Regions from separate parts of the Homo sapiens genome. Here all the other regions are linked to region 2. The links are chromatin loops, found by intact Hi-C in ENCODE. Cell type or tissue: GM12878. All regions are shown on one strand.

Evidence for each region. Peaks named below come from ENCODE experiments on the same cell type or tissue, not always from the same donor. Only the 100,000 strongest peaks of a DNase experiment are listed, where the experiment ranks them.
Region 1: a loop joins it to region 2, with 4 times the contacts of the local background. A loop is called at or near these places in 3 of 110 quality-filtered maps.
Region 3: it touches region 2 in a loop (2.7-fold over the local background); 12 of 110 quality-filtered maps call a loop at or near these places.

The regions. Positions count from the first base shown.
Region 1 is chr14:20,488,311-20,496,310 of GRCh38, forward strand. No RefSeq gene overlaps it. Among named protein-coding and RNA genes, the nearest start is that of RNASE10, 13 kb to the right of the region's middle. RefSeq lists an enhancer at 3,361-3,460. In GM12878, no CTCF peak of the experiment used is centred here; DNase peaks (open chromatin) are centred at 1,451, 3,531 and 5,497; H3K4me3 peaks cover 2,330 bases; H3K27ac peaks cover 3,264 bases.
Region 2 is chr14:20,605,653-20,613,652 of GRCh38, forward strand. It overlaps RNASE11-AS1 (RNASE11 and RNASE12 antisense RNA 1), which reads left to right. Exons shown (of 5, transcript NR_122043.1): 5 at 190-1,569. It overlaps TRP-AGG2-5 (tRNA-Pro (anticodon AGG) 2-5), which reads right to left and starts at 3,755; the gene lies at 3,684-3,755. It overlaps TRL-AAG2-3 (tRNA-Leu (anticodon AAG) 2-3), which reads left to right and starts at 4,480; the gene lies at 4,480-4,561. It overlaps TRP-AGG2-6 (tRNA-Pro (anticodon AGG) 2-6), which reads right to left and starts at 7,820; the gene lies at 7,749-7,820. It also overlaps LOC124903280. RefSeq lists silencers at 3,689-3,858, 4,449-4,678, 7,697-7,886 and an enhancer at 6,907-6,966. In GM12878, CTCF peaks have their summits at 839, 3,892 (motif pointing left) and 7,926; DNase peaks (open chromatin) are centred at 3,829 and 7,889; H3K4me3 peaks cover 2,353 bases; H3K27ac peaks cover 1,079 bases.
Region 3 is chr14:20,658,639-20,666,638 of GRCh38, forward strand. TRY-GTA7-1 (tRNA-Tyr (anticodon GTA) 7-1) reads right to left here and starts at 1,413; the gene lies at 1,320-1,413. It overlaps TRY-GTA5-4 (tRNA-Tyr (anticodon GTA) 5-4), which reads right to left and starts at 4,647; the gene lies at 4,554-4,647. It overlaps LOC124903281 (a long non-coding RNA gene), which reads left to right. Exons shown (of 2, transcript XR_007064059.1): 2 at 1-3,775. RefSeq lists silencers at 2,784-3,003, 4,952-5,021 and an enhancer at 4,562-4,841. In GM12878, CTCF peaks have their summits at 4,513 (motif pointing right) and 6,950; a DNase peak (open chromatin) is centred at 4,593; H3K4me3 peaks cover 3,564 bases; H3K27ac peaks cover 1,659 bases.

The DNA.
Region 1 (8,000 bases), 120 kb before region 2:
CATTCCATAAAAGCCATTGATGCTGAATTCCAATGTGTGTGGCTAAATTTTACCAAAAAAACCTAGTATAGAAGGACTTAATTTATGCTGGGAGGAAGGGAGACACTCATGCTGAGATTGGACCTTTAATGTGAATATTCACAGCAGGTAATATGTACATAGTGCTTTATAGTTTACAAAATATTTTACATTTTTTGGTCCTTTTTAGTTGTGATAATTACTGAGACCCTTGAGCAAGTATCATTGATATTTTTCTCATTTTCATTTTTCTGATTTAAAAAGGCTTAGAGAAAGGTTATCTGACTTTTCCAATACCACACAGCAAAGGAATAGCTAAGCTATTCCTTCAGGCTCAGAACTTTTGTCACCATAGCATTAGATCTACATAAAGAGATGGGGATGGAGAATGTGTAAAAAGGCATCACGTTTAGGTTGAATGAAAAGCCAGAGAGTAGTTAAGTTTGGTGGTAAACAGAAGATGAAAGGAGGTAGTGAAGAACTGTCTTCTATTAATATTATTATTATGATTTTTTTAAGAGATAGAATCTTGATCTGTTACCCAGGCTCTGTGGAATGCACTAGTATGATCATAGCTCTCTGCATCCTTGAACTCCAAGGCTCAAGCAATCCTCTTGCCTCAAACTCCTGAGTAGCTGGGACTACAGGCACATATCACCACACCCAGCTGATTAAAAAAAATTTTTTTTGTAGAAACAAAGTCTTGCTATGTTGCCCAGGCTGGTCTCGAATTCCTGGCCTCAAGTGATCCTAGCACCTCGGCCTCCTAAAGTATTGGGATTACAGGCATGAGCCAACGTACCTGGCCTTATATTATTTTTAAACTTATTTATATAGAAGAATCAAATTTACTCTGTGCAACTTTGGAGAGTTGACTAGGACAGGAGAGCCCACTCAATATTAGAAAAAGAGCTCTACAAAAAAGACATTGTTACGTTACATTCCTGAAATGTTGAAATAGGGGCTAGAGGAATATTTGACAAAGCTGTAGAGAGAAATAGTTGACCTTATGACCTCTAAAATTCTTTTCAAGATATTTTATCTGCAAAAACCTGAATAGCAACAACTATAGTTCCACAACACTCTAGTTCTACAGAAGGAGGGTGGGATGTTACACTGTGCTTTCATGTTTCAATAATTATATATCTATCCATGCATGTCCACTTCTGCTTGATGCCACTGAAGTGGGACCTGAGGAGCTGGGGTGCTAGGGCAGAAAGAGTAAGGTCTGTGCCCGATCCTAGACAAAAGTGGAAGCAATTCACTGCTTCATCCATCACGGAAGGGCAACTCTTTAGCTTAGCAAACTGAGAAATTTTCAGGCTCAACACCAGCAGGAATTCAATTTGCAGCAAGATAGACCTCAGGGGATTGAGGCAATGATTCAGAGAGGATGGGTGGGGTAGGGTTACACAGGAACTTTAGAGAAAGAATCGTTTGTGGGTGGAAGCCTTGGGCAGAGGTGCACTCAGTAGAGAAGAAAGCCATTTGTTCCAGAACAGCAGTTTGAAAGGGGTGTGTTTTGTGTGGGCAATGGTGTATGAGGAAAGGGTTTGTGGGGAAGAAGCGTGTGGGGCTACTAACAGGCACAGAAACACTTGTTGAGAAATGTTGTTCATAGGGGGATTGCTTTGCTGGGGCCCAGGAGCAGGTGGTTTGGTGCAGTGAAAGAGGCCAGAGGGGCAGAAAGAAGGGTCCTAGCTGTGGCCTTAAACACACACATACACACACACACACACACACACACCAAAAAGCAAGGAAGAACCCCTTATCCTCTCAGCCAAGATAAGCAAGCGCTGTTACCAGCTAGGTGTGCTTACTATGGATTTTATACATTTTAGAGAAAATTTCTAATGCCCATTTGTCCTGAACTTTTTACTTGGAATATCGTTAAGTTTACGGAAAAGTAGAAAGGATCATGTAATGAACACTAGTGTACCTCTCACCTAAACCATCAATAGTCAATAATCTGCTACATACATTTGTTTTCTCCTGAGCCATTTGAAAGTAAATTGCTGCAGACAATTTGCCTATCAGTCCATTTTTGAATATATTGGCACGCATCTCTAAGAATAAGGACATTCTCTTACATAATAGCATTGCCATTATGAAGATCTTACCTATGAAGATCCACATTAATTCATAAGATCTGCATGTGTGTTACTTATCAGTACGTCTTATAATGGATTCTGAATGCTTTCCCTTTTCTTATTTCTCTAGCTGTCATCTTTGAAGGTAAAACCTCGACTGCATATCTGGCCAGCCAGGCCAGGCCAAAGTACCTGTATACTGGGTGAGGGGATAAGAAAGACTCTCTCAAAGAGCACAGGAACCTGGAAGCCTGTCAGAGGTCACCTCTCACGGAAGCCCAGGACGCTTCCTTCCTGCTGAGCTAATCTTAACTGCTGACCTCCACGCATTGCTCAGGGCTCCCTCCCTCCCTTCTTCCCTATTTCCTTCCTTCCCTTTCCTCTCCTTTCCTGTCTCTTTCACCAAACCTTAACGGACAACTCTTCTGTGCTAACTTCTGTGCCAGTGTATTAGTCCGTTTTCATGTTGCTGATAAAGACATATCAGAGACTGGGAAGAAAAGGTGGTTTAATTTGACTTACAGTTCCACATGGCTGGGGAGGTCTCACAATCATGGCAGAGGGTGAAAGGCACTTCTTACTTGGAGGAGGCAAGAGGGAATGAGGAAGATGCAAAAGTGGAAACCCCTGATAAAACCATCAGATCTCGTGAGACTTATTCACTACCACGACCAAACCATATCAGCCAGTATCTGCCATCCCAAGTGAACTTAGTCTGTGAACTCAAAATAGTGCTGGCCAGGCATGGTGGCTCACGTCTGTAATCCCAGCGCTTTGGGCGGCCAAGGCGGGGGGATCATGAGGTCAGGAGATCGAGACCATCCTGGCTGACATGGCGAAACCCTGTCTCCACTAAAATACAAAAAAATTAGCAGGGCATGGTGGCACATGCCTGTAGTCCCAGCTACTAAGGAGGTTGAGGCAGAAGAATGGAAGAATGGCTTGAACCCAAGAGGCAGAGGTTGCAGTGAGCCGAGATCGCGCCACTGCCCTCCATCCTGGCAACAGAGTGAGACTCTGTCTCAAAAAAAAAAAAAAAAGTTCAGAAAAGGCAGAGTTTCTTCTGGCGAGTCATTCCTTTCTTTGGCTCTGTGACCCGCCCTTTAGGAGCATCGTGCAGATGGACTGGCTTGTCCACCTGGTGGCCCTATCAGGGTATATGGGCTTGGCATGGAAAAAGCCTCTGCTCCTTGGATCACTAATATTACCTTGATCATCATCATTACCTGACCAGAGTACTAGACACAGTTTCATGAAGAGAAAGCAAACCCTTTCATCCTGAAATTTTAACTTAGTTGCTCCTCCCATGGGGTGATTCTTGGTGCAGGGGAGATATCTATTTGCAAATTGAGGGGCATTTGTGTCTACCTTCTTGACTTAGGTGGTTTCTGTTTTGTTTCTCGTTATGGTTGTTGGCTGTCCTTTCAAGATTATTTCTACGCGTCAAAAAGTCTGTGAGCTAATTTTAACATGTCAGGCATCTTACTGGAAACCACACATTTACTCCGAATAAAGCTACAACATGCTAACTAAAACTAAGTTTGTTTGAACTATTCAAACCATTGTGGTCATCTCATTCTTACTAAAAACCTTTTCTGGTAAGTTTCATTTATTTATTTATTTTTATTAGTACAAATGGGAAAATAAAGTGGTGATTCATAGGTATAAATATTATATGGCAAAATTTCTTCAACACTTGAAATTATTAGTACCACCTGAGAATTACATCAGGTCAAATCAGCATTTGGTAAATAGTAGTCACCATTTGTAGAATTAAACCATCCAAACTTCTAATCTATCACCTAGGGCTAAGGACTCACACACTTCAGCTCTGGGGACCAAAATGCTGGCTTCAGGAAGCATAATGATTTTAGCCTCGATACAGTGATGGCATAATCAATCAAGTTGTATCCTGCCTCTTTTCTCTCACCTAAATTTGATTTGTGTGATTATTTATTGCAGACAGTTTTGCAAGCTGACTTTAATCCTATCTTGGAATGAGGTGGAGTATAAAAGAATACAAATCAACAAACATGCTAATGTATTTTAAGAAGGAGATAGGAGAGTTTGGAAATTGGAAAGGGAAATTCTAAATTTTGAGAATTGCTTTCTACTAAACCATCATTGTCCAGGAGTAACACACTAGCTCACTTCTTAATTTCAAGTCAGAAACATTTTCCCAAGCTTATCCTGGCCCGAAGGAACTGTGACGCTGCTGACCACTGATGCTCACCAAGCAATCATCTCTTTGAGGTTTGGTCTCCCACTTGAGTCAGGGAGAGAATGTATGGGGCAGGTTTATTTTCACTGCACATATTTTTCAATGTAGATCTTGTTCATAGTTTTAACTGGGGATTGGTTGGTGTGAGTAACTCGCATGAAACTGAAAAATGCGCTGGACACAGTGGTTCATGCCTGTAATCCCAGCACTTTGGGAGGCTGAGGCAGGCAGATCACCTGAGGTCAGGAGTTCAAGATGACCCTGGCCAAAATGGTGAAACCCCATGTCTACTAAAAATACAAAAATTAGCCAGGTGTGGTGGCGGGTGCCTGTAATCCCAGCTACTTGGGAGGCTGAGGCAGGAGAAGCTTGAACTCGGGAGGTGGTGGTTGCAGTGAGCCGAGATCACGCCACTGCACTCCAGCCTGGGCGACAAGAGTGAGACTCCATCTCAAAAAAAAAGAAACTGAAAAACTCAGATAAGATCAAGTTTGCACCTGTAAGTTGTGGATAGGATCCAATGTATCTTGGATAATTGTGCAGCCTCCACCTCCTGAAACCCTTTCTGGGTGTCCATCTGGTTTTTTTGGACATGGTCCCCCAGATACATTTGCTAAGTTACAACTATATCTTAACAAATATTTATAGGGACCTATGGGGGCTGGGAATAATAAAAAGGGTCTAATAGGTTGGGCAACCCCATCTCTACATCTCTACAAAAAATTAAAACATTAGCTGGATATGGTGGTGCCCACCTGTACTCCCAGCTACCTGGGAAGGAATTTTTAAAATTTTATTTAAAAAAAGGAAAGAAAAAAGAACCCATGATGATCAAAAGATTAGAAGCTACCAGTTTAGCTGGTACATCTTCTTCAGACTTTAGTGGTTTTGTCATTTGGATTGAACGCAGTTCCCACTGAAACTTATTTGGCCACTATCTGAAGTTGAAATATCACACAGTGACAATTGTTTGAAAATTTCAGCTCCCCTTCTCCTGCCTCCTCTTCATCTCTAAGTATTTTCACTCCCATCTACTCATGGCAGTATCTGGCCACTGCCCATTCTCAGACCAGAAAGGGATCAGGAAAAGGCCAGTGTGTGGGGTGAGGCTGACTTCCAACAGTTGAGCTAGTACAGAGCCACTGAGCATTTCCCTCCCTAGGGCTCACTCTTCCTCAAAACTGCTAGTGTCTTGCAGATCCTCTCTCAAAACAAAAGAGGAAGTCAGAGGTGGAGCAGGGAGTGGTTTGAACTACTGGTTTTACTGGAAAAGGATTCCTGTTCCAAACCTCAAGAGCAAGTTCTTCGATCTTGAGCAGGAAAGAATTAAGGACAGGGCGCAGAGTACAGTATAGTTAAAACAGTTCATTAGAAACTACTCTATTACAGAGTAGGGCATCCTCAGAGAGCAAGAGGAGGAATGCCCCTACTTTAAATGTAATGCTTGCTTATACAGGATATTAAGGTTAAGAATAGTTTACTTTGGGAGTCCGAGGTGGGTGGATCACGAGGTCAGGAGATCAAGACCATCCTGGCTAACACGGTGAAACCCCATCTCCACTAAAAATACAAAAAATTAGCCGGGCATGGTGGTGGGCACCTGTAGTCCCAGCTACTCGGGAGGCTAAGGCAGGAGAATGGCATGAATCCGGGTGGCGGAGCTTGCAGTGAACCGAGATTGCGCCACTGCACTTCAGTCTGGGCAACAGAGCCAGACTCCATCTCAAAAAAAAAAAAAAAAAAAAAAAAAAGAATAGTTTACTTTATTATAAAGGCTTGTGATCAAGTTGTGACAGGCTATTAGTATTGTTATTCTCCGGTGTAACTATTGATTTCAGCAATAATTTATGAGTGTAGTATTATCTTTAAAGTGAAACCCATGTTTATTTTTATGTGTTTATTTGCTTACACCTTCACCACCACAAGAAACCCTCCCACCCACCTTTTTTTTTAAGACAGAATTTCACTCTTGTCGCCCAGGCTGGAGTGCAGTGGTGCGATCTTGGCTCACTGTAGCCTCCACCTCCTTGACTCGATCCTCTTTGATCCTCTGGATTCTCTCACCTCAGTCTCCATGCCCAGCTAATTTTTATTTTTATTTTTTTATAGAGATAGGATTCTACCATGTTGCCTGTCACGTGTGTCCGTGTGAAGAGACCACCAACGGGCTTTGTGTGAGCAATAAAGCTTTTTAATTACCTGGGTGCAGGCGGACTGAGTCCAAAAAAGGAGTCAGCAAAGGGAGATGGGGTGGGGCTGTTTTATAGGATTTGGGTAGGTAGTGGAAAATTACAGTCAAAGGGGATTGTTCTCTGGCGGGCAGGGGTGGGGGTCACAAGGTGCTCAGTAGGGGAGCTTCTGAGCCAGGAGAAGGAATTTCACAAGGTAATGTCATCAGTTAAGGAAGGAATCGACTGTTTTCACTTCTTTTGTGATTCTTCAGTTGCTTCAGGCCATCCGGATACTTACACGTGCAAGCTTGGGCTCAGACGCCTGACATTGCCCATGGCTGGTTTGAACTCCTGAGATCAAGCAATCTAACTGCCTTGGCCTCCTGAAGTGCTGGGATTACAGGTGTGAGCCACCATGCCATCCAAGAAACCCATTTTTAAACTAAGAATGCCTTTTTCCATCAACTCATTTCCTCAACCATAAACATTTTGTGATTAACAGTGCCCAATTTCCTGGGAAAGTAACCCAGCAGGTTTGGCTTCATCTGGCCTTTATTCAAGATGAGTCACTCTGATTGGGACACCTCGAATACTGGTGCAAATACCCAAAATGAAACAAAACTGCCTGAACTTACTCATTACCCCCTTCCTTACAAAGCCAGCAGACTTCCTTTTTGTAATTTCCTTCCCCTTCAAGTTTCCTTTCCTTTCCTGTTCTTTCTTTTTTTTCATTCCTTTTTCCTTTCCTTTCTCCTTTCCTCTTTCCTGTCCTTTCCCCTTTCCTTTCTTTTTCTTTTCTTCTTTTCTTTTCTTTCCTTTCTCCCTTCCCTTCCTTCCCCTCCGCTCCCCTCCCCGCTTCTCCCTTTTCCCTCCCTTCCCCTCCCTTTCCCTTGCCCTTTCCTCCCCTCCTCTTCCTTCCTCTCCCTGCTCTCCCCTCCCTTCCTTTCCCTTCCTTTTCCTTTCCTTTACCTTTCCCTTCCTTTTCCTTTCCTTTCTTCTCCTTTCCATTATGGAAATTTTTAAACATGCACTGAAATTAGAAAGAAGCATATGATTTAATCCCCAAGTGCCCATTACATGCAGCTTCAACAGTAATCAACATTTTGCTCATCTTGTTTCATCTCTTCTCCTTATTTTGTTATTTTTACTTATTTGTTTATTGCTGCAGTATTTTAAAGTTAATTGTGAGTTTATTTTTAATGGAGTCTCTGTCTCCCCATGGTACAACTTGAGGCTGGGCAGAGGAAACCAAGCTTGATGAGTTCAGTGCCTCTGCCTGCCTCCCTGGCTCTCCATTGCCGCCTCACAGTTGGAATCAGGTGCGAAAGCTATTTCACAACCTGATATTTATTCTTCTCATAAATGTTGTTGACTACCTTCATTGTTCCACACACTTTGCTTGGCACTGAGGACAAGAAGAGAGATGGCATAGGAAGCTCTCAGCTCAGTGTGCTGGAAGATAAGTAAAAGGGCAATCCTGACGGTTTGGCCTGATTATTT
Region 2 (8,000 bases):
TTGCTTGAACCCAGGAGTCAGAGGTTGCAGTGAGCCAGGCTCGTGCCAGTGCACTCCAGGCTCAGCAACAGAGTGAGACTCTGTCTCAAAAAAAAAAAAAGAAAAAAAAGGAAAAGTTAGCCTGTATTTTGCCTGAGGGACGTGATTTCCCCGTTAATACCTGTGCCTGCTTTGTTGTTCTGGCTGTAGGTTGACATGCTCCAACAGCATTGTGGACTGGGCCCACACCTACGCTGAGGTGACCAATGTCTCCAACTGTTGGATCTGCTCCACCTTCCAGCAGCAGCTGCGGAGAGTTTGCCCTGGAACGCGTATCCTGCTTCTGTTAAGAACTGGACATGGCTAGAAGCTTGGGGTCCCACGGACAATGGGTGGGATGCCACAGGGCGGGCTTTGGATAGGAGGCATCACAAAACCCATGGCAAACCTGGCCCTTGGCTGACTCATAGTGTCCATGATGGATGGAGCTGGCTAATGGGAGAACACGTGGTGCCCCCATTGCAGGTATCACAATGTATAGAGCAGCACTGGGGTAAAGTCACTGTGGGATGGTTGCCTACTGAGGTTTGTGCAAACATAACATGTGTCACCACACCAAGGGTGCAGTGGAACAAGCGGCCTTACGAAGGCCAGGCCCCCATGGACTTTGTGCCCCCTGGGAGTTTATGGGTCTGTGGGGACACAGGATGGCCATATCTCCCAGCCAACTGGACTGGACATTGTACCTGGGGTTGGCCCTATGTGCCTGCCACTGGGCTTCCCACATTGCCTAGTCGCCACATAACTGGGAGCCACTGTGTTCCTGCTTTTTCCCAGTGCAGCAGGCCCTCTAGTGGTTCTATCCCTTAGCAATGACTATCCCTGGAGCAGGCGTCATTACTATAGAAAAGCAAGTTGCAGCCTTTGCAGACCACACAGCTCGGTCCCGAGTTGCCCTCCTTTTGTTAACTGATGAAGTTGATCAGATCAGGAAGGTGGTGCTGCAAAACCAGATGGCCTTAGACATAGTCGCAGCTGCCCAAGGTGGCACCTGTGCCCTTGTAGGGACACAAGGTTGTACATTTATCCCTGACAACCACTGGAATATAATGGCAGCTTCACAAGGGGTGTCATAGGAGATTAAGGTGATTGAGCACCTTACTGATGACCCCCTGCAGAGATGGTGGGCGTCTTTGGGATCTGGCCTACAATGGGCTCTCATAATCATAGGTAGCATAGCAGGAATATTAGTGGTAGGTTGTTGCTGTCTGTGTTGTTGCTGTGGCCTATGGGTCCAGGGTGCTGCCACATGTGCATGGGTCCCCACCAAGAGGATTCCCTGGCCTAGAGGGTGGAGTGTAAGGAACATGGCTGTGTGCAGGCAAGCAGGCATAGGCCAAGGTAAACAGCCTAGATGACTCAGTGGGATTGGGGCACAAGTGCACAGTCCCATATCTTATATAATCATAGCCGTGTAGGCACAACATAAAGAAGCTCCCCACCTGGCTCTCAGTCACTATCGTTTGTGTAGTGTATAAATGTAACACTGACCCTGTGAAGGGGCTGCTGAATAAAGCCATGTCTCATTTACCTGCTGTCTCTTGAGGGTTCTTCCAGCTCCCTGCCCCACGTCCACCTACTCCCCTCAGCCCTCAGCTGGGGCTGGAACCTAACCCTGAGCATGACAGAGATGCACAGAGGGTTGTAAGCAGAGAAATGACAAGCTCTTAGGATTTGACAGGATCATTCTACTTTGTGGAAAATAGATTTAAGGGCACACGGACAAAACAGAAAGACCTGCTAAAGGGCTGCTGCAATAGGGCAGATGAGAAATGGTGATGGCTTCGACTACAGCAGTGGTGGTGGAGGTGGTAAGAAATGTTTGAAATCTGGAAATATTCTGATGATAGAGCCAACATCATTTGTTAAGGGATTGAACATGAGTTGTAAGAGAGAGGAATAAAGGATAATTCCAAGATTATTTGTTTCATAGTTCTTCTAAATATCTGAAGAAGTATCAGAAGTTAAATACTCAACAGTGTAGCTAGGAATGAAGTGAAAAATACCTGTGATTTCTAGTTCTTGTTCATCAGATGAGTCAGGACACATGTGGCTGAACTATAGGATGTAAACACTGAATACCCCGCTGGTAGCAGGGTAATAGAGATGAAGAGGGTGTTCTGAGGATCTAGCCGTTGCGTAGAAAGTGAAAGCCTCCCTCCCCGCAACACACGCAGCCACATACCCTTCTCAAATAAGCAGGGTGAACCACTAGGCTGTCTTTTCCCTCTTTGAGGGAAACACATGTTATGTTTGCACAAACCTCAGTAGGCAACCATCCCATAGCACAGTCCATTTCTGTGGCTTGGGAAAGTAAGGAGGATTGCAGAGGCAAAATAATGTGGCACACGGTTGTACCCAAAAGAAAACTTAACTAGGGAAGATCAAGTACCAGCTAGAAGGGGGTGATTCTGAGGAATGCAGAGTAGGACACAGGGTTCTTACGGAGTTACCCCGCCCTGCATGGTCTCCAGCTGTGTCTTGTAGAGGAACTTAGTAGCATATTAGCTCCCAGGGCAATTCCAGTGACATCTTGGGAGCTTTTTTTCTGAAAAATAACCACTCCTAGGCTGGGCATGGTGACTCTCAACTGTAATCCCAGCACTTTGGGAGACCAAGGCAGGTGGATCACCTGAGGTCAGGAGTTCGAGACCAGCCTGGCCAGAATGGTGAAACCCTGTCTTTACTAAAAATACAAAATATTAGCCAGGTGTGGTGGTGCAGGCCTATAATCCCTACTACTTGGGAGGCTGAGACAAGAGAATCTCTTGAACCCAGGAGGTGGAGGTTGCAGTGAGCCCAGATTGCACCACTGCACTCCAGCCTGGGCAACAAGAGTGAAACTCCATCAAAGAAAGAGAAAGAGAGAAAGAGAGAGAGAAAGAAAGAAAGAGAAAGAAAGAAAGAAAAGAGAAGAAAAGAAAAGAAAAGAAAAGAAAAGAAAAGAAAAGAAAAGAAAAGAAAAGAAAAGGGAAAGAAAGAAAGAAAATCATTCCTAGGGTCCCATCCTCAGAGATTGCAGTGTAATTGTTCTGGGGTTGGACCCAGCAGTGGATGGTCAAAAAGCTTCACAGGTGACTCTAATATGCAGATACGATTGCAAATCCCTGTTGAGAAGTTCATTCCCAAGGGGCTACACCAACGAGTTCCCCACCCCCATGCGCACACAGAAGGGTTCAGTGAGCTGAGGCTTGAATGACGGAGTCTAGGCTTTATTTGTGACAAGAACTTCGCGACATCTGCTGGCCCCTGCGCTTACAAAGTGAGGTTTATGTGAAACTATTAAAATATGACTGTCCTGAATGAACAATTCCTGGATAATAACAAAGAACTGCAAAAGTAAAAAGCTGGTTGATTTAAAATAATGATTATGTAAAAGAAATGTACATGATATGTGGTAGCACCTGGTATTTATCCTCATAATGTAATACCATGACAAAGAGCATTTTTGCCTAAAGATGAAATACATATATTTGAAATAATGGAGCATTACATAGTACTCACATACTAACTTCAGACGGTGCTTACTTTGTGTGATGGTGTTTAACGTGAATAAACCTGTGGTTTTATTGGGATGTCCACTGACAGAAAAATCTGTGACTTTATGGGGGCCAGCTAACTGGGAGAGAAAGAAAAAAGGAACAGGGCTCGTCCGGGATTTGAACCCGGGACCTCTCGCACCCTAAGCGAGAATCATACCCCTAGACCAACGAGCCACCTATGAATTTCGGTTGGGTTACTAAACTTTAATAAAACTTTCAGCCACGTCTACAGTTGGTCACTGTCTTCTTTTATAACTATGGGCATGGGTGACACCTAGTGGATAAAGTAAACCACTGCAGGTTTTCTCACCTAAATTCCGGAAGGCGGCGCCTTGTGACTGCAGATCCCTTTTAGGAAAAATGTTCAGGCGTCAGTGGGAATAATTTATGACATGAAATTGCATGTTATAACATGAAATTGCATGTTTTCACTTCCGAGTGAGCCGAAGATGCTGTTGGACAGGGAGCAGGCAAATCAGGGACCGTCCCGAGTTATCCGGTGGTCGGAAGGCATCTCGTCCTTAACAGGTACCGACCGCCGTGCGCGCGGCCGGCGAAAGCTGTCGCCGCAGGGCGCCCTCCGTGAAGAGACCCCGAGGCAGAAGAGGGCCCCGACGCTGCCCGGTGACCCGCCTTGCCTGGCACGGGGCTGGCGCTCCAAACCGTTAGACCTGACAAGGTTGCCCTCCCTCTCTCGCGACGCCTTTCACAACATGTATTATAACTCTTTCCACCAATTTCAAATAGTGCGGCTTAAAAGATGAAGGAGAGCTAAACAAACCAGAAAGAAAAGAAAGAAAAAATCCGGTAAAACTACAAATACAGGATCATGAAGTTGGCAGGCGGGGAGGGTAAAAGAGGAAAGGGTAGAGAATAGGTTCCCAACTGTTAGCCAGTAGGTAGCGTGGCCGAGCGGTCTAAGGCGCTGGATTAAGGCTCCAGTCTCTTCGGGGGCGTGGGTTCGAATCCCACCGCTGCCAGGTGCTTCCCTTTTCTTGGGGAAACCATCCGTGTATTCCGATTAGTGTACTGGTGCTCCCACGTTAACACAGTCTCTTCACCTTTCTCTAGCACCCAATTTCGTATCTCCAGTTGGTAAAGAATGTAGCTGTCCGCTATTTTGGAACGTCTCGTATTTCTGAGTCTTTCACAATGTGAAGTACTTCATAAAGACAGTAAAATCCTCTCAAGATCATAAAGATGCTTTTGAATCCATGGTTTCCCAAAGGAGGGAAAGCGCCAGGACATTAATATAATTCATGTGTAGCCTTTGCTTTGCCTTTAAGTGGACGAGCGTACTTTGAGCTCTTTGCCTTTAAGTAGACGAGCGTAATTTGCACTGTTCTAGTTGTTGAGGAGTACAAAAAGAGGAATAAAACAATGCCTGCCCACAAGAGAAACTCACGGTCTACACTGCAAAAATAAATCCTACAATTACAAAAAAAACGGTCTTGAAACATTGTAAAACATCATCGAGTAGAAAACAAACGCGGCATAAGGAAGGTAGTGCAGTGATGTGGGAAGGATGGTGAAGGGACCGTGGGCTGGGCTGTTAGAATGCAAGGGGTGGCAATTCTCACATTACTAATTGTGTGACTTGGGCAAGCTGCTTACCTTTTGTGTGCCTCTATTTCCTCATTTGTACATTGGAGATAATATATACCTGTATTATGAAAATTAGTGAATACGTGTAAGGTGCTTAGCGTATATTCTGCAGAGACAAGAAAGATCAATTTAGGTATCCATTTGCAACATAATTCCATAGCCATGGCTATTATCCCTGGGAAGATTCCAATCTGACTCTACAGAAACTGGAAATAAATTGCCCTTTAATTGTGGCATTTGGAGACCAGCAGGTGTGCCCAGAAGTGTGGTAATATTCGTCCATCCATTCATCTATTCATTATTAATTGCCAACTACAAATAGTACACATTGCTAAGTGCTGAGGGTACAAAATCGAGCACGACAAAACATCTGCCTTCCTGGAGCTTATATCCTAGTAGGGGAAACAGAAAAAAAGAAGGAAAGAACTGCATATAATAATATTAAGTCGTGATAAATGCTGTGAACAGCCATAAATTAGTGTAGGGTATAATGGCAATTGGAGGCTATTTTGGAAAGAGTGGTCAAGGAAGTTGTCTCTAAAGAGGTAACATTTGAGCACAGAAGGAGTGAGAGAGAGAGGGGGATACAAATATTTGAGAAAGTGAGATGTTCTAGACAAAGGAAACAGTACATGAAAAGTCCGGAACAAGAAACAAGGCACATGGATTTGAGGAACAGTGGGAGGGCCAGTATAGCTAGAAGACAGTGAGTGAGAAGGAGGAGGAGGGGGTAAGCAGTTGCGATCAGAGGGACAGACACCATCAGAACACACAAGGGCTCGATCACAGATTCTGTTCTAAATGTGAGAAGTTATTGGGTGCTTTTAAGTGGAGGAGAGCATTGTTTGGCTTACATTGTAATAGGATAACTCTGGCTGTTCTCTAGAATAGGGAGTAGAGAAAAAGTAGGAAGATGAGTTAGAAGGCTATCATTGGGATGTGTAAGAGATGAAGGAGAGTTTAGACCAGGGTGATAATGAGTGTGTTGGGAAATAGACGAAGATAGAACAGTGGATTGGATGTGATGTTGGAGAAACTGGATACATGATGGATTTGTTTCCTGAGATATGGGTGGTGGTTGGAGAGCAATTGGAAGAGAAGTGGCAGGAAATCAAGGGTATCATTTGAGACAAGTAAATTCTGAGATGCCTATAACTTGTTCACATGCTGGGGCAAGCAGGTGACTATATCTACAAATCTAGATCAAGGCTTATGAATAGGAATCATCAGTATACGATGCTATGTTAAGCCTCATGACTTGATAAGTATAGAGAGATAAAAAAAATTGGCAAGGGGAGAGCAAGATAACACTCAAATATTGAGAGGTCAGGAAAGGAGGAGCCATTAAAAGAGACTGAAAAGTAGCCTCCTGAGATGAGAAATGAAGTAGGACGAAGACTGAAAAGTGACCTTTAGATCTGGAAGCATCAAAGTCATTGGCAACCTTGACAAAAGCCATTTCAAGTAGCGTGGTGGAGAAAAAAGGCCTGATCATACTTGGTTGAGGACAGAGCATGAGGGGAGGAAGTTGAGATACACAGTGCATAACTTTTAAGAAGTTTTTTCTATCTATGCAGAATAAAGAGAATTGGGAAGAGTGGCTAAGAAGGAATTTTTTTAAAGGATTGGTGATACTGCAGCTGTTTAGTGTTTGTATGCTAATGGAAATGATTGGCACACTGGGGGAAATAGCTGCTGTGTGTGTTGTTAGGGGCTTGGGGGTGGAGGAGCGGAGGTAATGTTGATTTCAGAAACCAAGTCCTTACCCGAAGGAGAGGAAATGCGAAATTCATCTGATGTGAAACTGAAGGAGCTGCCCTCAAATATGAGAAGTGAAAGATGGGCCTTGAAACAAGACAGAAGACAGAGATGATGAGTGTCGATGTGGGTAAGTTAGTCCATCTGTTGCCAGGAAGGGATATAGTTCACTTCTAATGGAATCGTTTTATTCTGTAATAGTTATTCACACACTAAAGAAAGTTGCTAAGGATCCACAAAACATTATTTTTAAAGTTAACATTTCAAAATTTGCCTTTGGAGATACACTTTCTCTCATCACTCTATTGCTCCACTGGAGTTAACAGAATTCATTGCCTACCTCACAGTACAAAACAAACAAACACCAGAAAGGGTGGGGAAAAAGGAAAGAAAGGAAAAGGAGAAGAAAAGGCAATATTATGTAATAACATGTAAACCCCTTTTTAAAAGATAACACATCATACAGTTACACATGGTGACAATGTTAGTATGTGTCAGCTCCCAATTCATTCCCAGGAAAGAAAGCAGCTCCTTGTGTTTACCAAGGGCTAAAATTTCCGAGCAACTTTGCATAGACTGTTTTATTTGACTTGACAGGATTGCTAGAGATAGGCAGGGAGAGGAAGATGTGTTACAGTTTGTCAGAGAGAATAAGAAGGATAACCTGGGGTTTTCTGTGCTTTGCTTCTTCACATCCCTGGGGAGTTAATAGCTGCAATTTTTCAAAGAACGGTATACAGGGACAGCAAAGTGCAGTCGTGAAGTTTTCAAACAAGACACACCTTGTTGAGTTGAAAAGAGCGAGGGCTCGTCCGGGATTTGAACCCGGGACCTCTCGCACCCTAAGCGAGAATCATACCCCTAGACCAACGAGCCGCGATACAGATACTCTTAAGTTTTGCACTAAGGCTCATTCAAATCATTAGGCATTTTTCTGATAAACTAGGTTCTTGGGTGCCTTCTATCGGCAAGAATGCGTACTTATTTGAATAGTAGAGGTAAACCACACGCCCCAAGAGTCATTGAGACTGGCAGCTTCTGCAGCAGGCGTGAACC
Region 3 (8,000 bases), 53 kb after region 2:
CTCACCTCTGGTTTTTCCCCAAAGCACTGAGCAAAGGTTCCAAGGGCTCTGGTGACTCCACGCCCCATCAGGAATATATCCAATGAAGGCCTGAGGTGCTACCTTTGGTCCCTCTTTGTTAGCTGGTCTTTGCCTTTGGTGTCATTGGAGCTGGGGTCTCTCTGTGCCTCCAGAGCCATAGAAGCATCCCAGAGCACTGGTGACACCAAAGAAGAAAGGTTGACACAGTCGGGGTGACGTGGGGGAGAATAGGCGGTGGCGGGATACCAGGAGCTGCTTTCCATGTGAAAAAGATATGTGCAGTAATATGTGCAGTATCCAGTTTGAGAGGCACAATTAAACAGTTCATGTGGACCCAGCAGGTAGTAGATGGGGCAAGCCAGTCCTAAGCAGGCTTCAGAAGGCCATGCTTTCCTGGGCCATTCAGTTTGGAGTACTCTCTGATAGGTTGCATCTTTACATCAAACATCGGGAAGCTTTTTCCAAGATTATGTGATGAGACCAAAGGATGCTCATTGGCTTTCTTCTCTGCCACATATCCACCAAACCCACTCCAACTCCCCAGAGTTGAAGCTTCACTTGATTGATAAAGCCCAGTCCATTTCTGACTCCATTCTCTCTGACTGGGCCTCAGCACATTTTTCTTGGGAGTAGGAGAACCCAACTGTGCCTCTAGGTCCCAGAGCAAACGCTCCGAACTGCTTAGACCCACGAGGCAGTGGCCTGTCTAAGGAGGCAAATCCACGTGCCTCTGTATAAAGGCAGCTGTCACTCAAGCTTTACGTCTGCTCCCTGCCATGGACCCAATAGCCCCTAACTCTCCAGGATCACTGAAGCTGTTTTGAAGTCTGCACTTCTTTGGTACTCGCTTTCCCTTTCCCTTACCCTCCCAAGTAGGCAGGGCACTTGGTGCAGGTGTTTTTGCAGACTTTGAACTGAGTATTAGATATCCTTACTTTTCCAGCAGTAGCCAAACTTGGCTGTAGCAACATAAAAACTTGTGAAAGCTCAGGAAAGATGAAGCTTGACGGGTCTGGGACAGGGGGATGGGTGGGCAGTTTGTAAATACAAGTGGAAAGGCGTAGGATGGTGGGGGCACGAATTGGGGTCTGGCTGGGTCACAAGGCAAGGGGCACTGTTTTGAGCTGAAGACTATGAGGATTCGGGAAGAATGAATAGGCTCCCAGGCCTGTGATCAGGAAAGGCAGGATTTTGCTGGGTTTTCCTGGGGAAAGTGTAGTTATGACTGGAAGGCTGCAAGGTCTTTGACGAGGAACAGGTGCAGCCAGGCAGCATTGTGCGCAAAAGAGTCAGGCGCTTCCTTCGAGCCGGAATTGAACCAGCGACCTAAGGATGTCCACAAACGTTTCCGCAGTCTACAGTCCTCCGCTCTACCAGCTGAGCTATCGAAGGATGCACACTGTTAAGGCTGGGTCACTGGACTTTCTGCAAATGGAGGAAGCCAAGTCCCTGGACCACCGGAGATCCAATACTCGTTGAGTTAATTGGAACCCGACTTGGAAGAGAACTCTGCGCCGGTCTCCACTGCGCCCCTTTCCGGACAGAGCAAATCCTCTGGGCCCGGGGGGGTGCCTGGCGTCTCTGGGGCGCCGATAGCCACGATCCACGAGGAGGAGCTCTCACCTGTGGCCTTCCTCTCCCTCTGCATCGCTCTTTCTGCTTGTGAAGATGACAGCCCTTAGTGGCCAGAGGGAAAATGAGGTAAGACGGCGAGGGCAGAGGGCTTGGTGAGACTGATGGGTGGGTCCAGTGGAGGAGAGGACACTGGAGGAGGAAAAGAGGAGAACCAGCATGGGCGTGGTGTAAGCAGCTTCCAACCCCAGCCTAGCGTCAGGGTCTGATGGAAGACCATAAGGGGGCACTGCCCTAACAGCCTGTCCTCTACTTCCCACCACCTCAAACACACTCCTCTCGATGTGCGCGGCCCTTCTACCCAGTGTCCTATGCTCACTTTTTGGAGTATTGAGGCATAATGGGAAGAGAGGGAGGAAATGCAGGAGGATAGGTGGAGGCCAGGTATGGTGGCTCGCACCGCAATTCCAACAATTTAGCGGGCCGAGGCGAAAGGGGCGCTTGAGCGCAGGAGTTCGAGATCAGCCTGGGCAACATAGGGAGAAGCCATCTCTACAGAAAAACTTCTAAAAAGTATCCGGGTGTGGTGGCCTGCACCTGTGGTCCTGGCCACTCAGCAGGCTGAGGTGGGAGGATCATCTGAGCCCGGGTGTTCGAGGCTACAGTAAGCTGTGATCTTGCCACTGCACTCCAGCCTGGGCGACAGAGACAATTTAAAAAAAAAAAAAAAAAGATATGTGGGGAGAGAGTAGGGCCAGGGGCTCGCAGATCACCATGTGATACCCATTACCTCTAACCCCAAAGGCCAGCATAAAAGCTTCGATCCAGTCCTCTGCTACTGACCAAGAATCCTTTCCCAGAGGCTGCTGCTTTCTAAAGTAGGGGCCCCTGGAAAGAAAAGGGGGCTGATAGAGGAAACCAGGTGAGCTTTGGACCCCTTACCTAGGCCACAAATTGTTACAAAGGGTTCATATCCCATATGGTGTGTGTCCACTATCCCAAGACCACTCATCACCCACACAAACAGTGAGACAGTTACTGGTGGCACAGCAAGCTGAACCCAAAAGACCCACCCTTTATTGAGTTTATAGGGGAAAAGTCATGGTCAGGGATCACCCACACTTTTGCTGATGACCAAACACCACTCAATGGCCCACCTCTGTTTTTTCCCTCAAAGCACCAAGCCTAGGTTCCAAAAAACCTGGTACCGCCACATCTTATCAAGGACATATCCAGTATAGACCAAAGGTTCTACTTTGGTTTCTGTTTGCTGATCTCTGCAGCAATGTCATTCGAGGCTGGGATCTCTCTGGGGCTGCAGAGCTACAGAATGTTGCTGGGGCACTGGTGAGTCCACAGCTCTGCCCCTTTCCATCAGCAGTGGGAAGCAGGAAAGGCTGATACAACAGAGAAGAGGTAGGGAATAGGCCGTAGGGGGAGAACAGGATCTGCTTTCTAGGAGGGGAAGACATGTGTACTCTCTAGTTTGAGACGCAGAGTGAAAAAGCAGTTATGCCCATCGGGTAGGGGAGAGTGGTCACCGGGTTCCCAGAAGGCCTCTGAGAACCAAATTTCCATCACTGTTTTGCTTGCAGTGCTCTCTGTGATAATTTTCATCTGTATATCAAGCGTCTGAAGATTTTTTTTTTTTTCCCCAGAGCATAGGATGGGACCAGGGGACACTCATTGTGGTTCCTCTCTGGCTCATACTTTGATGAACCCACTTCATCTTCCCAGAGGTGAAGCCCAGTTGGTGAAAGCCAAGCCCATTTCCTGCTTCATGCTCTCAGATTGTGCCAGCCATCTTCCTCTTGTAGAAGGCGCAACCTTCCAGCTGTGCCTGCAGAGCCCCCACATAAAAGTGAGCATGCTGCTCAGATGCAACAAGCCAGTGGCCTAAGGAGGTGAACTTGTGTACCTCTGCAAGGTGGCAGCTGCCACCCAAGCTTCAATTCTGCTCCCTGCCAGGGACCCAACAGCCCCCAACCCTCCCGGGTCACTGAAGTTCTTTCCAAGTCTGCCCTTTTATACTCTCTTTCCCTCTCTCACACCTTCACAACCAGTAAGACACTTGGTATAGGTGTTTTTGCAGACTTTGAACTGAGTGGAAGGTATCTTTCTTCTTCCAGCAGGAGCCCAAAGTTTACTGTAGCAACATTAAAAGGTGCGAAGGCTCGGGAAATGTGAGGCTTGGTGTATGTGGGAAGGGGGCACATTTTTGTTCTCAACCTGAAGGAAAATATTATGGAGCCAGTGGAAGCCCTATTTATTAAGAAAATCTCAGGGCGGCAACTCTCTCCCACAAATAGACAAAACAAAACAGAAATGAACATTTTCTGTCTGTATACATCTATACATTACAAGCAAAAGATAATGAGAGAACTAGAGTCAGAGAAAAACAGAGAGAGAGAGAGAGAATGCTCAGATAGAAAAGCATTTGCTAGAGACCTGGAGAAGGAGATGAGAGAGAGACAGCATAGAGAGCATTTTTTTTTTTTCCTGAGGATGTCACAGTTGTCTCTGACCCTTTTCTCTTCCAGCAGGCTTGATCTTCTAGGAGTTGATGGTGGGCCCACTGGTTTAATAGATCGAGAGATCTATCAATGGTGAGCACACAATGTTGCTAGAGTCCATGGCCCTCAGCACCCAGAGCAGTCTGTGGATAAAAGTGAAAGAGCTCTGGATGGTGGGGGTGCGAAGGGGGTTGGGGAGAGGGGCTGACTGGGTCACAAAGCAGAAGCAAGGGGCCCTTTGCGTTGAAGAGTACCTGTCCCTGGACTGTGGGAAGAATGAGTGGGCTTACGGGCGTGTTTCCTGGCCACAGCACAGGTGTGGAAACCAGGTGATCAGGAAAGGTTTCTCTGGGTTTTGACTGGGAGGGTGTGGGTGGATACTAGTTGGAGGCTGCAGGGCGTTTGACCAGGCACCAGGTGGCATTGCATGCAAAAGCATCGGGCACTTCCTTCGAGCCGGAATCGAACCAGCGACCTAAGGATGTCCGCAAATGTCTGTACAATCTACAGTCCTCCGCTCTACCAGCTGAGCTATCGAAGGGTGCACGCTGCAAGAGCTGGATCACTGGACTTTCCGCAAATGGAGGAAGCCAAGTCCTTGGAACGCTGGAGTCAACACACTTAGAGTTGATTGGAACCCGCCTTAGAAGAGAACCTTGCGCTGGTTGCCACCGCGCACCTCTCAGGGTGGAGCAAATCCTCCGAGTGTGGTTTCCTCGCGTCCCAGAGCGCTGATAGCCACAATCCAGGACGGGAGGCTCTCGCCTGTGGCCTTCCTCCACCTGTGCATCTCTGTTTTTACAAGTGAGGATGACAGCCCTCAGCGAAAGAAAACAAGAGGGTGAGAGGGCTCGGTCAGAGGGATGGGCTAGGTGGATGGGTGGATCCTGTGGGACAGGGGTTGCAGGAGGAGGAAAGAAGAACTCGGAAAGCTTCTGGGTGGGCGGCCGCTATCCGCAGACCAGCTGCAGGGTCTGCTGAAAGTCCTTAAGCAGCCCTTTCCTAAAACTCTGGCCTTCCTACTCCCTTCCCGGCCAACACACACATGCCCCTTCTCCCGATGTGCCTCCGCCCTTTTCCCTACAGTGTCCTATGCTTGCTTTTTGGCGCATTCAAGTGTGCTAGAAGTGAGAGAGAGAACAAATGGGACTAGGTGAGAAGAACTCGCCCAGGGCTTGCAGATGCACTGTGATACCCTCCTTCCTCCCCAGCGCCCAACTGGGGCTTGGCTTCCCTCCTCTGCAAACTGACCAAGAACTCTTTTTTTTTTCTCCCCCAGAGGCTTCCTCTTTCTGAAGTAGGGCAAGTATATTAGTCCGTTTTCATGCTGCGGATAAAGACATACCCGAGACTGGGATGAAAAAGAGGTTTAATTGGACTCACAGTTCCACATGCCTAGGGGGCCTCAGAATCATGGCTGGAGGTGAAAGGCACTTCTTCTTCTTCTTCTTCTTCTTCTTCTTTTTTTTTTTTTTTTTTTGAGATGGAGTTTCACTCTCGTTGCCCAGGCTGGAGTGAAATGGCGCGATCTCAGCTCACCGCCACCTCCGCCTCCCAGGTTCAAGCGATTCTGCCGCCTCAGCCTCCGGAGTAGCTGGGATTACAGGTATGCGCCGCCACGCCCGGCTAATTTTGCATTTTTAGTAAAGACTTGGGGTTTCTCCATGTTGGCCAGGCTGGTCTTGAACTCCCGACCTTAGGTGATCCACCCTCCTCGGCCTCCCAAAGTGCTGGGATTACAGGCGTGAGCCACCCCTCCTGTCCAAGGCACTTCTTACATGGCAGAGGCAGGAGAAAATAAGAGAGAAGCAAAAGCGGAAACCCCTGGTAAACCCATCAGATCTTGTGAGACTTATTCACTATCCTGAGAATAGCACTGGAAAAACTGGCCCCCGTGATTCAATTATCTCCCCCTGGTCCCTCTCACAACACGTGGGAATTTTGGGAGATACAATTCAAGTTGAGATTTGGGTAGGGACACAGCCAAACAGTATCATTCCGCCCCTGGCCTCTCTAAATCTCATGTCCTCACATTTGAACACCAATTATGCCTTCCCAACAGTCCCCCAAAGTCTTAACTCATTTCAGCGTTAACCCAAAAGTCCACAGTCCAAAGTCTTATCTAAGACAAGGAAAGTCCCTTCTGCCTATGAGCCTGTAAAATCAAAAGCAAGCTCGTTACTTCCTAGACACAATGGGGGTACAGGTATTGGATAAATACAGCCATTCCAAATGGGAGAAATTTGCCAAAACGAAGGAGTTACAGAGCCCATGCAAGTCCGAAATCCAGCAGGGCTGTCAAATTTTAAAGCTTCAAAATGATCTCCTTTGACTTCAGGTCTCACATCCAGGTCACACTGATGCAAGAGGTGGATTCCCATGGTCTTAGGCAGCTCCACCCCTGTGTCTTTGAAGGATACAGCCTCTCTCCAAGCTGCTTTCCTGGGCTGGCCTTGAGGGTCTGCAGCTTTTCCAGGTGCACGGTGCAAGCTGTCAGTGGATCTACCATTCTGGGGTCTGGAGGATAGTGGCCCTCTTCTCACAGCTCCACTAGGCAATGCCCCAGTAGGGACTCTGTGTGGGGGCTCTGACCACACATTTCCCTTTCACATTGTCCTAGCAGAGGTTCTCCATAAGGGCCCCACCCCTGCAGCAAGCTTTTGCCTGGGCATCCAAGCGTTTCCATACTCTTCTGAAATCTAGGAGGAGGTTCCCAAACCTCAATTCTTGACTTCTGTGCACCCGCAGGCTCAACACCACATGGAAGCTGCCAAGGCTTGGGGCTTCCACCCTCTGAAGCTACCGCCCAAGCTGTATGTTAGCCCCTTTCAGCCACAGGGGGAGCAGCTGGGACACAGAGCACGGAGTTCCTAGGCTGCACACAGCACTAGGACCCTGGGCCCGGCCCACGAAACCACTTTTTCCTCCTGGGCTTCTGGGCCTGTGATGGATGGGAGGGGCTGCCGTGGTGGTCTCTGACATGGCCTGGAGACATTTTCCCCATGGTCTTGGGGATTAACATTAGGCTTCTTGCTACTTGTGCAAATTTCTGTAGCCAGTTTGAATTTCTCACCAGAAAATGGGTTTGGGTTTTTCTTTTCTATCACATAGTCAGGCTGCAAATTTTCCAAACTTTTATGTTCTGCTTCCTATATAAAACTGAACGCCGCCGGGCGTGTTGGCTCACGCCTGTAATCCCAGCACTTTAGGAGGCCGAGGCGGGCGGATCACAAGGTCAGGAGATCAAGGCTAACATGGTGAAACCCCGTCTCTACTAAAAATACCAAAAAAAAATTAGCCGGGCGTGGTGGCGGTCACCTGTAGTTCCAGCTACTCGGAAGGCTGAGACAGGAGAATGGTGTGAACCCAGGAGGCAGAACTTGCAGTGAGCCGATATCGCGCCACTGCACTCCAGCCTGGGCGACAGAGCAAGACTCCATCTCAAAAAAAAAAAAAAACCAAAACTGAATGCCTTTAACATACCCAAGTCACCTCTTGAATGCTTTGCTGCTTAGAAATTTCTTCTGCCAGGTACCCTAAATCATCTTACTCAAGTTCAAAGTTCCACAAATCTTTAGGGCAGAGGCAAAATGCTGTTAATTTCTTTGCTAAAACATAACAAGAATAATCTTTGCTCCAGTTCCCAACAAGTTCCTTATCTCCATCTGAGACCACCTCAGCCTGCATTTTATTATCCATATCACTATCAGCATTTTGGGTAAAGTCATTCAACAAGTCTCTAAGAAGTTCCAAACTTTCCCACATTTCCGTGTCTTCTTCTGAACCCTCCAAACTGTTCCAATCTATGCCTGTTACCCAGTTCCAAAGTCACTTCCGCATTTTTGGGTATCTTTTCAGCAATGCCGCACTCTACTGGTACCAATTTACTGTATT